Regions from separate parts of the Homo sapiens genome. Here region 2 is linked to region 1. Evidence: chromatin contacts called from ENCODE Hi-C or POLR2A ChIA-PET data. All regions are on one chromosome and are shown on one strand. Each heading gives the region's core, a stretch centred on a gene start or an enhancer-like site at or near the end of the contact. The rest is flanking DNA. Distances are from core to core; before and after follow the strand shown.

The links. Hi-C counts contacts between places; a loop is a spot of excess contacts on that map. ChIA-PET counts read pairs that join two places held with the same protein, here RNA polymerase II (POLR2A). Pooled maps may share reads with other maps.
Region 2: a loop to region 1 is called in a map of endothelial cell of hepatic sinusoid, with 6 times the contacts of the local background. The contact joins two enhancer-like sites. A Hi-C loop is called at or near these places in 4 of 168 maps with a recorded cell type or tissue (HepG2, endothelial cell of hepatic sinusoid, esophagus muscularis mucosa and 1 more) and 7 of 50 pooled maps. POLR2A ChIA-PET finds 5 or more read pairs at or near these places in 4 of 52 experiments (A549, MCF 10A, PC-9 and 1 more).

The regions. Positions count from the first base shown.
Region 1 is chr17:1,798,100-1,804,730 of GRCh38, reverse strand. It overlaps SMYD4 (SET and MYND domain containing 4), which reads left to right. Exons shown (of 11, transcript NM_052928.3): 4 at 16-105; 5 at 3,707-4,874. Among named protein-coding and RNA genes, the nearest start is that of SMYD4, 28 kb to the left of the region's middle. RefSeq lists a silencer at 782-1,076. Within about 2 kb of position 4,263, at least 5 of the 41 ENCODE cell types and tissues checked have a DNase peak (open chromatin) inside an H3K27ac peak, as active enhancers do; they include gastrocnemius medialis, where a contact is called at or near this core.
Region 2 is chr17:1,856,100-1,863,366 of GRCh38, reverse strand. The region is part of intron 5 of RPA1 (replication protein A1); the gene reads right to left. It also overlaps the pseudogene SDHCP5. Among named protein-coding and RNA genes, the nearest start is that of RPA1, 30 kb to the right of the region's middle. Within about 2 kb of position 1,551, at least 6 of the 41 ENCODE cell types and tissues checked have a DNase peak (open chromatin) inside an H3K27ac peak, as active enhancers do; they include gastrocnemius medialis, where a contact is called at or near this core.

The DNA of each region.
Region 1 (6,631 bases), core at 3,014-5,513:
TTCATTGTTTTGCAGGGAGTGTCACATTCAAGGCCTAACACTGAGGACATGTCACTGTGTCATGCTAACCGCTCGGCAGCCCTCTTCCACCTGGGTCAGTATGAGGTGAGTATCAGGATACCTGGTATGAGAGGACAGGATCCGGAGGGCTTCTTACTGGAGGACTAGACCTTCATCTCTGCTTCTTCCATAGAACACTAAAATCATGTCATGCTGCTATTGGTTGAATTGGAAGCACATTAATATCTACCTAAAGTCGGACTGGGCGCTCATTGCCTGTAATCTCAGCACTTTGGGAGGTCAAGGCGGGCGGATCACCTGAGGTCAAGAGTTCAAGACCAGCGTGGCCGACACAGTGGAACCCTGTCTCTACTAAAAATACAGGGATAAAAATTAGCCGGGTGTAGTAGCATGCATCTGTAGTCCCAGCTACTCAGGAGGCTGAGGCAGGAGAATCACTCGAACTCGGGAGGTAGAGGTTACAGTGAGCCGAGATCGCACCACTGCACTCCAGCCTGGGTGACAGAGTGAGACTCTATCTCAAAAAAATGTACTAGGCCAGGCACAGTGGCTCATGCCTGTAATCCCAACACTTTGGGAGGCTGAGGCAGGCGGATCATGAGGTCTGGAGTTCAAGACCATCCTGGCCAAAATGGTGAAACCCCATCTCTACTAAAAATACAAAAAATGAGCTGGGCATGGTGGCAGGCACCTGTAGTCCCAGCTACTTCAGTGGCTGAGGCAGGAGTATTGCTTGAACCCAGGAGGCAGAGGTTGCAGTGAGCCCAGATCGCACCACTGCACTCCAGCCTGGCAACAGACTCTGTCTCAAAAAAAAAAAAAACTAACTGAACTCGCCCTTTCTCCTGAGTCATTTCACTGATCACAGGTGACCATATGGGATAGTGTTGATTGACAAGAAAGAGCTATGGGGCCAGGCATGGTGGTTCACGCCTGTAATCCCAGCACTTTGGGAGGCCAAGGCAGACGGATCACTTGAGGTCAGGAGTTCGAAACCAGCCTGGCCAACATGGTGAAACCCCGTCTCTACTAAAAATACAAAAATCAGCTGGGCGGGTGGTGGGCGCCTGTAATCCCAGCTACTCAGGAGGCTGAGGCAGGAGAATCTCTTGAACCTGGGAGGCAGATGTTGCAGTGAGTCAGTGAGCTGAGATCGTGCCACTGCACTCCAGCTTGGGTAAGACAGGACTCTGTCTCAAAAGAGAAAGGAAAGAGCGAGCTATGGGACATTCCATGGGGATGTGGACTGTCCAAGAGGTCAGCAGTGTTCAGTGTCAGGATCAGCCAAGTGACATGTTGCTGCTAATACTTCAGGTTCCAAGTGTTTGCAAAGTATACTGTTTGCTGCTTTAAATAAGTAGAGCGTGTTTAAGATTATCCCTGTAGTAATAGCTCAGCCTTCTTAAGTGTCGTGAGTGCAAAAGGAAAACCTACCTTGAACTGCCCGTGTCTGCCTGTGAGGTCAGCTTTCTGTGAATGACATTCTTCTCATCCCCTAATTGTTGCAACAGAGAAAAAGTTGAGGACTTTGTCAGTGGAGTTTTTGTTTTGTTTTGTTTTGTTTTTTTGAGACAGTGTCTCGCTCTGTCGCCCAGGCGTCAGTGCAGTGGCGTGATCTCTGCTCACTGCAACCTCCGCCTCCCGGGTTCAACGATTCTCCTGCCTCAGCCTCTGAGTAGCTGGGACTACAGGCGTGCACCACCACGCCCGGCTAATTTTAAGTAGAGATGGCGTTTCACCATGTTGGTCAGGCTGGTCTCAAACTCCTGACCTTGTGATCCTCCCGCCTCAGCCTCCCAAAGTGCTGGGATTACAGGCGTGAGCCACTGCGCCCAGCCGTGTCAGTTGAGTTTTTAAAACAGGAAGTGACCAAAATCGGATTAATGTTTTAGGAGGATACCTCTGAGGCATCTGGCATTTGTATTAGAGAGGTCTAAGGACAAGCTCTAAAATGCCATTTTGATACATCTGTTTCAACATTCTACAAAAATTCAAATTATACCCTAGGGTTGAGAACTATTGGAATAGTAAGAAGTCCACACTTACTGCCCTTCAGACTAAAAGAGAAAAGCAGGAATCTAACCCTTGACCCTAAACAAGAAAGTCCTGGACTGCTGAGGCCAGTGATTAGGAAAAAGAACTTGCAATACATTGAACCCTTTATAACTTTTCTTTATTGATTGTTTCTGTTTTCCTTTTTCTTTATTTTTTTTTATTTTTGAGACAGGGTCTCTGTTACCCAGGCTGGAGTGCAGTGACTCGATCATAGCTAACTGTGATCTCAAACTCCTGGGCTCAAGCAGTCTTCCTGCTTTAGTCTCATGAGTAGCTAGGACTACAGGTATGTGCCACCAGGCCTGGCTAATTGTTTAATTTTTTTATAGAGCCCAGGGTCTCATCTGTGTTGTCCGGGTTGGTCTCAAACTCCTGGACTCAAGTGATCCGCCCACCTCGGTCTCCCATAATGCTGGGATTACAGGCGTGAGCCACCATGCCCAAATGTTTTCCTTCTTATAATAATGATTATCATTTATTGAGCACATACTGTGTTCCAGGTGCTCCTTTTGGCATGTTAGATATATTATTTCCTTTTATCCTTAAAACAACACTGGGAGATATTATTATCCCTGTTTTTTAGATAAAATTAAGACACAGAAATTAAGTCGATTGCACAAGGTCATGTGGCTAGTAAGAGGCAGAGTGTATTTGGTTTTTTGTTTGTTTGTTTGTTTTTGAGACAGAGTGTCGCTCTGTCACCCAGGCTGGAGTTCAGTGGCATGATCTCGGCTCGCTGCAACCTCAGCCTCCCAGGTTCAAGCGTTTCTCCTGCCTCAGCCTGCTGAGTAGCTGGGACTACAGGCGCCCACCACCACGCCCAGCTAATTTTTTGTGTTTTTAGTAGAGATGGGGTTTCACCATGTTAGCCAGGATGGTCTCGATCACCTGACCTCGTGATCTGCTCGCCTCGGCCTCCTAAAGTGCTGGGGTTACAGGCATGAGCCACCGCACCCGGCCAGCAGAGTGTATTTGAATGCAGGTCTGCTTGGACTCAAAGCCTGCCTCTTTTTTTTTTTTTTTTTTTTTCAAAGCCTGCCTGTTAGTCACCATGCTATAATTCTTCTATTCATAAGACTTCTTTTTCCTTAAAAAATAGAAATATTTAATCCAGGGGCTGGGCGCAGTGGCTCATGCCTGTAATCCCAGCACTTTGGGAGGCTGAGGCGGGCGTATCATGAGGTCAGGAGATCGAAACCATCCTGGCTAACATGGCAAAACCCCGTCTCTACTAAAAATACAAAAAAAAATAGCTGGGTGTGGTGGCGGGCACCTGTAGTCCCAGCTACTCAGGAGGCTGAGGCAGGAGAATGGCGTGAACCCAGGAGGTGGAGCTTGCAGTGAGCCAAGGTCGCACCACTGCAATCCAGCCTGGGCGACAGAGCGAGACTCCGTCTCAAAAAAAAAGAAAAAATTTAATCCAAAAACATTAAGCATAACAATATCCTCAACAAGTATTGCTAATCACTCAAAGGATCACACAGAACTATATGATTTTAATAAGCATGTGGTTGTAATTGTTCCATTTTTTAATAATCCTTAACTTTCCTGTAGATTTTTGGAAACATTTTCAGTAAACATTGAAGAATAGGGACCAAGGGTCATTGTGGGATTTTCTTTCTGTTTTCAGACGTGTCTTAAAGACATTAACAGAGCACAGACACATGGGTATCCAGAAAGGTTGCAACCCAAGATTATGTTACGTAAAGCAGAATGTCTGGTGGCCCTGGGGAGACTGCAGGAGGCAAGCCAGACCATCAGTGATCTTGAAAGGAACTTCACAGCCACACCAGCCCTAGCAGATGTCCTCCCTCAGACTCTGCAGAGAAACCTCCATCGTCTGAAAATGAAGATGCAAGAAAAGGACAGTCTCACAGAAAGCTTCCCAGCAGCTCTGGCCAAAACCCTTGAGGATGCAGCGCTGAGGGAGGAGAATGAACAACTTTCCAATGCCTCATCATCCATCGGCTTATGCGTAGATCCTTTAAAAGGTCGCTGTCTCGTTGCCACAAAAGATATTCTCCCAGGAGAGCTCCTGGTGCAGGAGGATGCTTTTGTGAGTGTTCTCAACCCAGGAGAACTGCCACCACCGCATCACGGCCTAGACAGCAAATGGGACACCAGAGTCACCAATGGGGACCTCTATTGTCACCGATGTTTGAAGCACACTTTGGCCACAGTTCCGTGTGACGGATGCAGTTATGCCAAGTATTGCAGCCAGGAGTGTTTGCAGCAGGCCTGGGAGCTCTACCACAGGACAGAATGTCCTCTGGGAGGGCTGCTTCTCACACTGGGTGTCTTTTGCCACATTGCCCTGAGGTTGACTCTTTTGGTGGGATTTGAGGATGTTCGCAAAATCATAACGAAGCTTTGTGATAAGATTAGTAACAAGGACATCTGTTTACCTGAAAGCAACAATCAGGTCAAGACACTTAATTATGGCCTAGGGGAGAGTGAGAAAAATGGCAACATCGTTGAGACCCCAATTCCTGGATGCGATATTAATGGGAAGTATGAAAATAATTATAATGCTGTCTTCAACCTTTTGCCCCACACTGAAAACCATAGCCCAGAGCACAAATTCCTCTGTGCTCTCTGTGTTTCTGCACTGTGCAGACAGCTAGAAGCAGCCAGTTTACAGGCCATCCCAACTGAGAGGATTGTGAACTCCTCTCAGCTTAAAGCAGCAGTGACACCTGAATTGTGTCCTGACGTGACTATTTGGGGAGTGGCGATGCTGAGACACATGTTACAGCTTCAGTGTAACGCTCAGGCGATGACCACCATACAACACACAGGTAAGAGGGAACCTGATGTTCCTGCTTTTCAATATTGTTCTCGATGGAGCAGGTGTTTGAGAAGAAACAATTCCAAAGGAAAATAGGATTCAAACAAATCATTGAGCTAATGGGATCACTAAGCTGTCTTGTTTATTGTCACAATGCCATTAAGAAGCTATATGACCTTAAATTATTTGATCCTGCCAGGCGTGGTGGCCCACTCCTATAATCCCAGCACTTTGGGAGGCCGAGGTGAGCAGATCACAAGGTCCAGAGATCAAGACCATCCTGGCCAACATGGTGAAACCCCGTCTCTACTAAAAATAAAAATAAAAAAATTAGCTGGGCATGGTGGTACATGCCTGTAGTCCCAGCTACTCGGGAGGCTAAGACAGGAGAATCACCTGAACCCGGGAGGTGGAGGTTGCAAATGAGCCGAGATCGTGCCACTGCACTCCAGCCTGGCGACAGAGTGAGACTCCATCTCAAAAAAAAAAAAAATTATTTGATTCCGTTCTGCCTCAGTTTCTCATCTGTAAAATGGGTAGTTTTATCCCAGCTAACTTTACAGAGTTGTGTAAAGCTATGTTTGTAAAAATTCTTTTTTTTTTTTTGAGACGGAGTCTCACTCTGTCACCCCCAGGCTGGGGTGCAGTGGCGTGATCTCAGCTCACTGCAAGCTCTGCCTCCCAGGTTCACGCCATTCTCCTGCCTCAGCCTCCCCAGTAGCTGGGACTACAGGCGCCCGCCACCACGCCCGGCTAATTTTTTGTATTTTTAGCAGAGACGGGGTTTCACCATGGTCTCGATCTCCTGACCTCGTGATCCGCCCGCCTCAGCCTCCCAAAGTGCTGGGATTATAGGCATGAGCCACCGTGCCTGGCTGTTTGTAAAAATTCTTTTGAAATTCTTTAAAAAGTCCATATTGCTGAAAAAAAATTTATTTTTTATTTTACTTTATTTATTTATTTTTTTTTTGAGACAGAGTCTTGCTCTTTCCCAGGCTGGAGTGCAGTGGCGCAATCTCAGCTCACTGTAGCCTCCACCTCCCAGGTTCAAATGATTCTCATGCTCAGCCTCCCAAGTAGCTGAGATTACAAGCATGCGCCACCATGCCTGGCTAATTTTTTTGTGTTGTTAGTAGAGACGGGGTTTTGCCATGTTGGCCAGGTGGGACTTGAACTCCTGGCTTCAGGTGATCCACCTGCTTTGGCCTCCCAAAATGCTGAGATTACAGGCATGAGCCACTGCACCTGGCCTTTTAAAATTTTTTTAATAGAGATGAGGACTTGCTATGTGGCCCAGGCTGGTCTTGAACTCCTGGGCTCAAGCAATCCTCCCGCCTCAGCCTCCCCAAGTGCTGGGATTACAGGTGTGAACCACTGCACTCAACCCGAATTTTTTTGGTTATGAAGGAAAACTGTCTCAAATAAATAGTAATAGCAAGTTTCTTATAAGGTACATACACAAAAGGCCTGACACAGTACGCCTGTAATCCCAGCACTTTGGGAGGCCGGGGTGGGTCAAATCACTTACTTGAGCTCAAGAGTTCAAGACTAGCCTGGAAAGCATGACAAAATACAAAAATTAGCCAGGTACGCCTCTAATCCCAGCCACTTGGGAGGCTGAGGCAGGAGAATCACTTCAGCCCAGGAGGCAGAGGTTGCAGTGAGCCATGATCGCACCGATGCACTCCAGCCTGGGTGAAACCCTGTCTCAAGAGAAAAAAAAAAAAAATACATGCACAAGATTCCAGAGAAAGCTATATAGTTTCT
Region 2 (7,267 bases), core at 302-2,801, 61 kb before region 1:
GGTGGCGGGCACCTGTAATCCCAGCTACTCGGGAGGCTGAGGCAGGAGAATCGCTTGAGCCCGGGAGGTGGAGGTTGCAGTGAGCCGAGATTGTGCCATTGCACTCCAGCCTGGGTGACAGAGTGAGACTCGTCTCAAAAAAATAAAATAAAATAAAATAAAATAAAATAAAATAAAATAAATTAGTTGGGCGTGGTGGTTCACGCTCCCAGCTACTGGGAAAGCTGAGGTGGGAAGATCACTTGAGCCTGGGAGGTTGAGGCTACAGTAAGCCCTTTTTGAGCCACTGCACTCCAGCCTGGATGGCAAAGCAAGAACCTGTCTCCAAATAACTAAATAAATAAATCTTGGCCGGGCACGGTGGCTCACGCCTGTAATCCCAACACTTTGGGAGGCTGAGGCAGGCAGATCACCTGAGGTCAGCAGTTCGAGACTAGCCTGGCCAACATGGTGAAACTTCGTCTCTACTAAAAATACAAAAATTAGCTGGGCGTGGTGGCGGGCACTTGTAATCCCAGCTACTTGGGAGCCTGAGGCAGGAGAATCACTTGAACCCGGGGGAGGTTGCAGTGAGCGGAGATCGTTCCAGTGCACTCCAGCCTGGGCAACAAAGCAAAACTTCATCTCAAAAAAAAAAAAAAAAAAAAAAGCTGGGCACAGTGACTCACGCCAATAATCTTAGCACTTTAGGAGGTCAAGGTGGGCGGATCACTTGAGGTCAGGGGATCGAGACCAACCTGGCCAACATGGTGAAACCCCATCTCTACTAAAAATACAAAAATTAGCTGGGCATGGTGGTGTGTGCCTGTAATCCCAGCTACTGGTGAGGCTGAGGCATGAGGATAGCTTGAACTGGGAGGTGGAGGTTGCAGTGAGCCAAGATCATGCAACTGCACTCCAGCCTGGGCAACAAAGTGAGACTCCATCTCAAATAAATAAATAAATAAATAAATATTGAGCTAATCGATATTAACATCTACTTCTTCCATGTGGACAGCAGGGACAAGAGAGGTATAAGAGAGCTACATTCTAAGCTGGGCGCTGTGGCTCACACCTGTAATCCTGGCACTTTGGGAGGCTCAGGTGGGCGGATTGCTTGAGCCCAGGAGTTCAAGACCAGCCTGGACAACATAGACTCCATCGCTACAAAAAAAAAAAAAAAAAAAAAAAAATACGGTTGGGGGCGGTGGCTCACGCCTGTAATCCCAGCACTTTGGGAGGCTGAGGCGGGCAGATCACGAGGTCAGGAGATGGAGACCATCCTGGCTAACACAGTGAAACCCCGTCTCTACTGAAAATACAAAAAAAATCACCCGGGCATGGTGGTGGGTGCCTGTAGTCCCAGCTACTCAAGCAGGAGAATGGCGTGAATCCGGGAGGTGGAGCTTGCAGTCAACCGAGACCGCGCCACTGCACTCCAGCCTGGGCGACACAGTGAGACTCCGTCTCAAAAAATAAAAAAATAAAAACAAAAATTAGCAGGGTGCAGTGGTGCACGCCTGTAATCCCAGCTACTGAGGAGGCTGAGGCAAGGAGGATTGCTTGAGTCCAGGAGGCGGAGGTTGCAGTGAGCCAAGATCACGCCACTGGACTCCAGCCTGGGTGACAGTGTGAGACTCTTAAAAAAGAAAAAAAAAAAAGAGAGAGCACCACATTCTAATCTCCCATAGCGTGAAGTTAATAAACAAATGTTTCAACTGAAAAAATTAACGAAGAGCAGCACAAATGTGTTATTTAGAAATATGGAGACAAACAGAGAAGAAACAGCTGTGAGATTTGAAACAGACTGTCTCTAGACAGGAGTCAGAGGCCAAAGAAAAGTGAGGCAGGAGAATGCTGTTTTGTTTTTAAGGACACACCTCGCAAAAATATTCAACTTTTAAAACTACGTACCGGACAAATGGAGCAACAGAGACCAGGTTCACCCTAACACCTAACATAACCCCCTCCCCCCACCAGAAAGGGAGAAAATACGTGAGACGCATGGTTTTCAATGAGGGGTAGCGCCTGCTGTGCACAGGAAAGCGAGCGAGTGGGTCTGCACCAGCTCAGTGCCTCAAGGGCTTAGGGGGCCTGCCAGAACCCGAGGTGCAGAAATGGGGGCCGAGAGTCTGGGGAGATCGCCGTCTAGCTGGCCGGACAGAGTAGCAGAGAAGAGAGGGCTGTACACAGAGAACTCCAGAAATGGGTGGCAGGTTTCCTGGGTAGTCAGCAGAGTCCTGGTTGGCCCGTGTGTGTGTGTGGACACGATCTGAGGCCAGGGTGAGAATCATCTGAGAAGGCCAGAGGGAACCATGCCTGTGTTTACAGCAAGCTTGAAATAGTACCTGTTTCTACCAGTCAGATGGGAAAAATTCATATTCATGGGGCACGAGGTAGAACAGTCTGTCAGGTCTCGATTCAGTATTGGGAATAACTACACCTAGACTAAATGCAGCTCTCTGATTCTCTAATAAATCTTAAAAGCAACACACCAAAAGATCAAACTGTCTCCAAGTTAACTGTATCCCTGAAAAAAGCTCAAGAATAATTACAGGATTACAAAAGTTTCTAGCACCCAACGAGGTACGAATCCCAATGTCTGGCATTCGGTCCGAGGGCCAGGCATGAAAAGCAGCAGGAAAATATGATCCATGATCGGAGAGGCCGGGATCAACTGACGGAAACAAATCCGGACCTAACACAGACACCAGAATCCACAGACAAGGACCTTACAACAAATACTGTCATTGTGCTCTGTATGTCCCAAAAATTAAGCAGAGATGTAGATGAGTTTTTAAAGACCCAAAATCAAGCTTCTAGGGATAAAAACTATACTATCTGAGAAGAAAAATACACTCAATGGGATTAACAGCAGATTAGGCACTGCCTGAGAAACCATTAGTGAACTTGAACGGCTAGCAATAGAAAGTATACACAATGGCCAGGCACAGTAGCTTATGCCTGTAATTCAGCCTTTTGAGAGGCTAAGGCAGGAGGATTGAGGCCAGGAGTTTGAGACCAGCCTGGGCAACAAAGTGAGACCCCGCCCCTACAAATAAAAAGAAAAGAAATGAGCCGGGCGTGGTGGCACTGCCGTCCCAGCCCCAGTCCAGGCAGTCCACAGGCAGGCCCGGCACTCCACCTCCCAGACTACAGGTGCAGCCTGCAGTCCCAACTACTTGGGAGGCTGAGGCAGGAGGATTGCTGGAGGCCAGGAATTCAAGACCAGTGTGGGCAACATGGCAGGACTCCATGTCCACAAAAAATAAAATTAGGCCAATTATGGTGGCTCACGCCTTTAACCCCAGCACTTTGGGAGGCTGAGGCGGGCAGATCATGACGTCAAGAGATGGAGACCATCCTGGCCAACATGGTGAAACCCTATCTCTACTAAAAATACAAAAATCAGCTGAGCATGGTGATGCGTGCCTGTAGCCCTAGCTACTCAGGAGGCTGAGGCAGGAGAATCGCTTGAACCTGGGAGGCGGAGGTTGCAGTGAGCCGAGATCACGCCACTGCACTCCAGCCTGGCAACAGAGTGAGACTTCGTCTCAAAAATAAATAAATAAATAAAAAACAAAATAAAATTAGCTGGGCGTGGTGGCACATGCCTGTAGTCCCAGCTACTCAGGAGGCGGAGGTGGGAGGATTGCTTGAGCCCAAGGTGTTGAGGCTGCACTGAGCCGTGAATGTACCACTGTACTCCAGCCTGGGCAACAGAGCAAGATGTTGTCTCTAGGAGAGAAAAAACAAAACAAAACAAAAAAAACGCCAAAGTGGCTATGCTAATATCAAAGCAGACTTCAAAGCACAGAATTTCCCAGGGATAAAATCATTTCATAATAATAAGAGTCAACTCATCAAGTGGACACAAGAATTCTAAATTATATAGATATTTAATAATACAGCTTTGAAATACATGAAGCAAAAACTAATAGAACTGCAGAGAGACAGAGAAACTTACAATTATTACAGTTAGAGATTTCAATATCCCTCTCAGTAAATGACAGAACAAGTAAACAGAAAAACAGTAAAGATATAGAAAAACTGAATAACACAATTTACCGACTCGACCTAATTGACATTTGTAAGACTCTGCCCAACAACAGAATACACATTCTTTTCAAGTACACACAGAATTTACCAAGAGAGACCATAATCTGGACATAAAATAAGACTCAAGGCTGGGGAAGGTGGGTCACTCCTGTAATCCCAGCACTTTGGGAGGCCAAGGCAGGCAGATCATCCGAGGTCAGGAGTTTGACACCAGCCTGGCTAACACGGCAAAACCCTGTCTTTACTAAAAATACAAAAATTAGCCAGGCATGGTGGCAGGCACCTGTAGTCCTAGCTACCTGGGAGGCTGAGATAGGAGAATCGCTTGAACCTGGGAGGTGGAGATTGCAGTGAGCCAAGATCATGCCACTGCACTCCAGCCTGGGTGAAAGAGTGAGTCTCTGTCTCAAAAAAAAAAAAAAAATAAAATAAAAATAAATAAATAAAATAAAACAAAATAAGACAATACATTTAACAGGATTCAAGTCATACAAAGTATGTTGTTTGATCATACTAGAATTAAATTAGATATCAAGAACAAGATCTCTAGAAAATACCCACATTTGGCTGGCACGATGGCTCATGTCTGTAATTCCAGCACTTTGGGAGGCTGAGGCACGCAGATCACTTGAGGGCAGGAGTTCAAGACCAGCCTGGCCAACATGGCAAAACCGCGTCTCTACTAAAAATATAAAAAATTAGCCAGGCATGGTGGCACACACCAATAGTCCCAGCTACTCAGGAGGCTGATGTGGGAGGATCGCTTGAACCCGGGAGGCGGAGGCTGCAGTGAGCCGAGATTGTGCCACTGCACTCTAGCCTGGGTGACAGAGCAAGACTCTGTCTCAAAAAAAAAAAGAAAAAGAGAGACCAGAACCCAAGATGGCTGCGCTGTTGCTGAGACACGTTGGTCGTCATTGCCTCCGAGCCCACTTTAGCCCTCAGCTCTGTATCAGAAATTGGTCTCTTCCCATGGCGATGTCCATCTGCCACCGTGGCACTGGTATTGCTTTGAGTGCAGGGGTCTCTCTTTTTGGCATGTCGGCCGTGTTACTCCCTGGGAACTTTGAGTCTTATTTGGAACTTGTGAAGTCCCTGTGTCTGGGGCCAGCACTGATCCACACAGCTAAGTTTGCACTCGTCTTCCCTCTCATGTATCATACCTGGAATGGGATCCGACACTTGATGTGGAACCTAGGAAAAGGCCTGAAGATTCCCCAGCTATACCAGTCTGGAGTGGTTGTCCTGGTTCTTACTGTGTTGTCCTCTATGGGGCTGGCAGCCATGTGAAGAAAGGAGGCTCCCAGCATCATCTTCCTACACATTATTACATTCACCCATCTTTCTGTTTGTCATTCTTATCTCCAGCCTGGGAAAAGTTCTCCTTATTTGTTTAGATCCTTTTGTATTTTCAGATCTCCTTGGAGCAGTAGAGTACCTGGTAGACCTTAATAGTGGAAAACGGTCTAGTTTTCCCCTTGTTTCTAAAGATGAGGTGGCTGCAAAAACTCCCCTTTTTTGCCCACAGCTTGCCTACTCTCGGCCTAGAAGCAGTTATTCTCTCTCCATATTGGGCTTTGATTTGTGCTGAGGGTCAGCTTTTGGCTCCTTCTTCCTGAGACAGTGGAAACAATGCCAGCTCTGTGGCTTCTGCCCTGGGGACGGGCCGGGTGGGGGGTGGGTTGGTGAGGCTTTGGGTGCCACTACCTGTGGGTTGCTGGCTTAAAGGACAATTCTCTTCATTGGTGAGAGCCCAGGCCATTAACACCTACACAGTGTTATTGAAAGAAGAGAGGTGGGGGTGGAGGGGAATTAGTCTGTCCCAGCTAGAGGGAGATAAAGAGGGCTAGTTAGTTCTTGGAGCAGCTGCTTTTGAGGAGAAAATATATAGCTTTGGACACGAGGAAGATCCAGAAAATTATCATTGAACATATTAATGGTTATTTCTTTTTCTTGGATTTCCAGAAAAGCCTCTTAATTTTATGCTTTCTCATCGAAGTAATGTACCCTTTTTTTCTGAAACTGAATTAAATACTCATTTTATCTTTGAAAAAAAAAAAAGAAAAAGAAAAAGAAAAAAAGAGAAAATCCCCACATTTAAAAACTAAACACATTTCTAAATAACAGAATGTTAATGATGAAATTGAAAGGGAAATAAGAAAGTATTATGAATTGAATATGAATGAGAATATAACATATCCAAATTTGCTGGATACTTTTAAAGCAGTAGCTAAGGGCAGATTTATAATGCTACATGCCTATGTTAGAAAAAAAGATCTCAAGTCAATGAACTCAGCTTCCACCTTAAGAAACGAGAAAAAAATATACAAAACCCGAAGTAAGTAGAAGAAAATAAAGATAAAAAGCATAAATCAATAGAATACAAAACATAAGAGAAAATCAATAAAACCAAAAGTTGCTCCTTTGAGATCAATAAGATTGATGAAACTCTCAAATTCTACAGACACTCAAAGGATAACAAGGAAACATATATGTATGTTATATAATATATATATATGCTATAATTCCAGCACTTTGGGAGGCTGAGGCAGGCAGATCACTTGAGGGCAGGAGTTCGAGACCAGCCTGGCCAACATGGCAAAATCCTGTCTCTACTAAAAATATAAAAAATTAAATAAAAAAAGTAAATTAAAAAAGTAAAAATTAAATAAAAATAAAAATTAAATAAATAAATAAAAACTATATATAGTTTCGTTTTGTTTTGTTTTGAGACAGAGTCTCATTCTGTCGGCCCAGCTGGAGTGCCCGTGGCATGATCTCAGCTCACTGCAACCTTCGCCTCCCGGGTTCAAGTGATTCTCCTGCCTCAGCCTCACGAGTGGCTGGGACTACAGGTGCGTGCCACCACGCCTAGATAATCTTTGTATTTTTTCAGTAGAGACAAGGTTTCACCATATTGGCCAGGCTGGTCTCCAACTCCTGACCTCGTGATCCGCCCGCCTCAGCTTCCCCAAAAGTTTTGGGATTATGGGCGTGAGCCACAGCACCTGGCATTTTTTTTTTTTTTTATGGGGTCTCACTCTGTCACCCAGGCTAGAGTGCACTGGTGCCATCTCGGCTTACTGCAACCTCCACCTCCCGGGCTCAGGTAGCTGGGACCACAGGTGCAGGAGCGCCACCACATCCAGCTAATTTTTTGTATTTTTGGTAGAGACTGGGTTTTATCATGTTGCGCAGGCTGGTCTTGAACTCCCAAGCGCAAGCGATC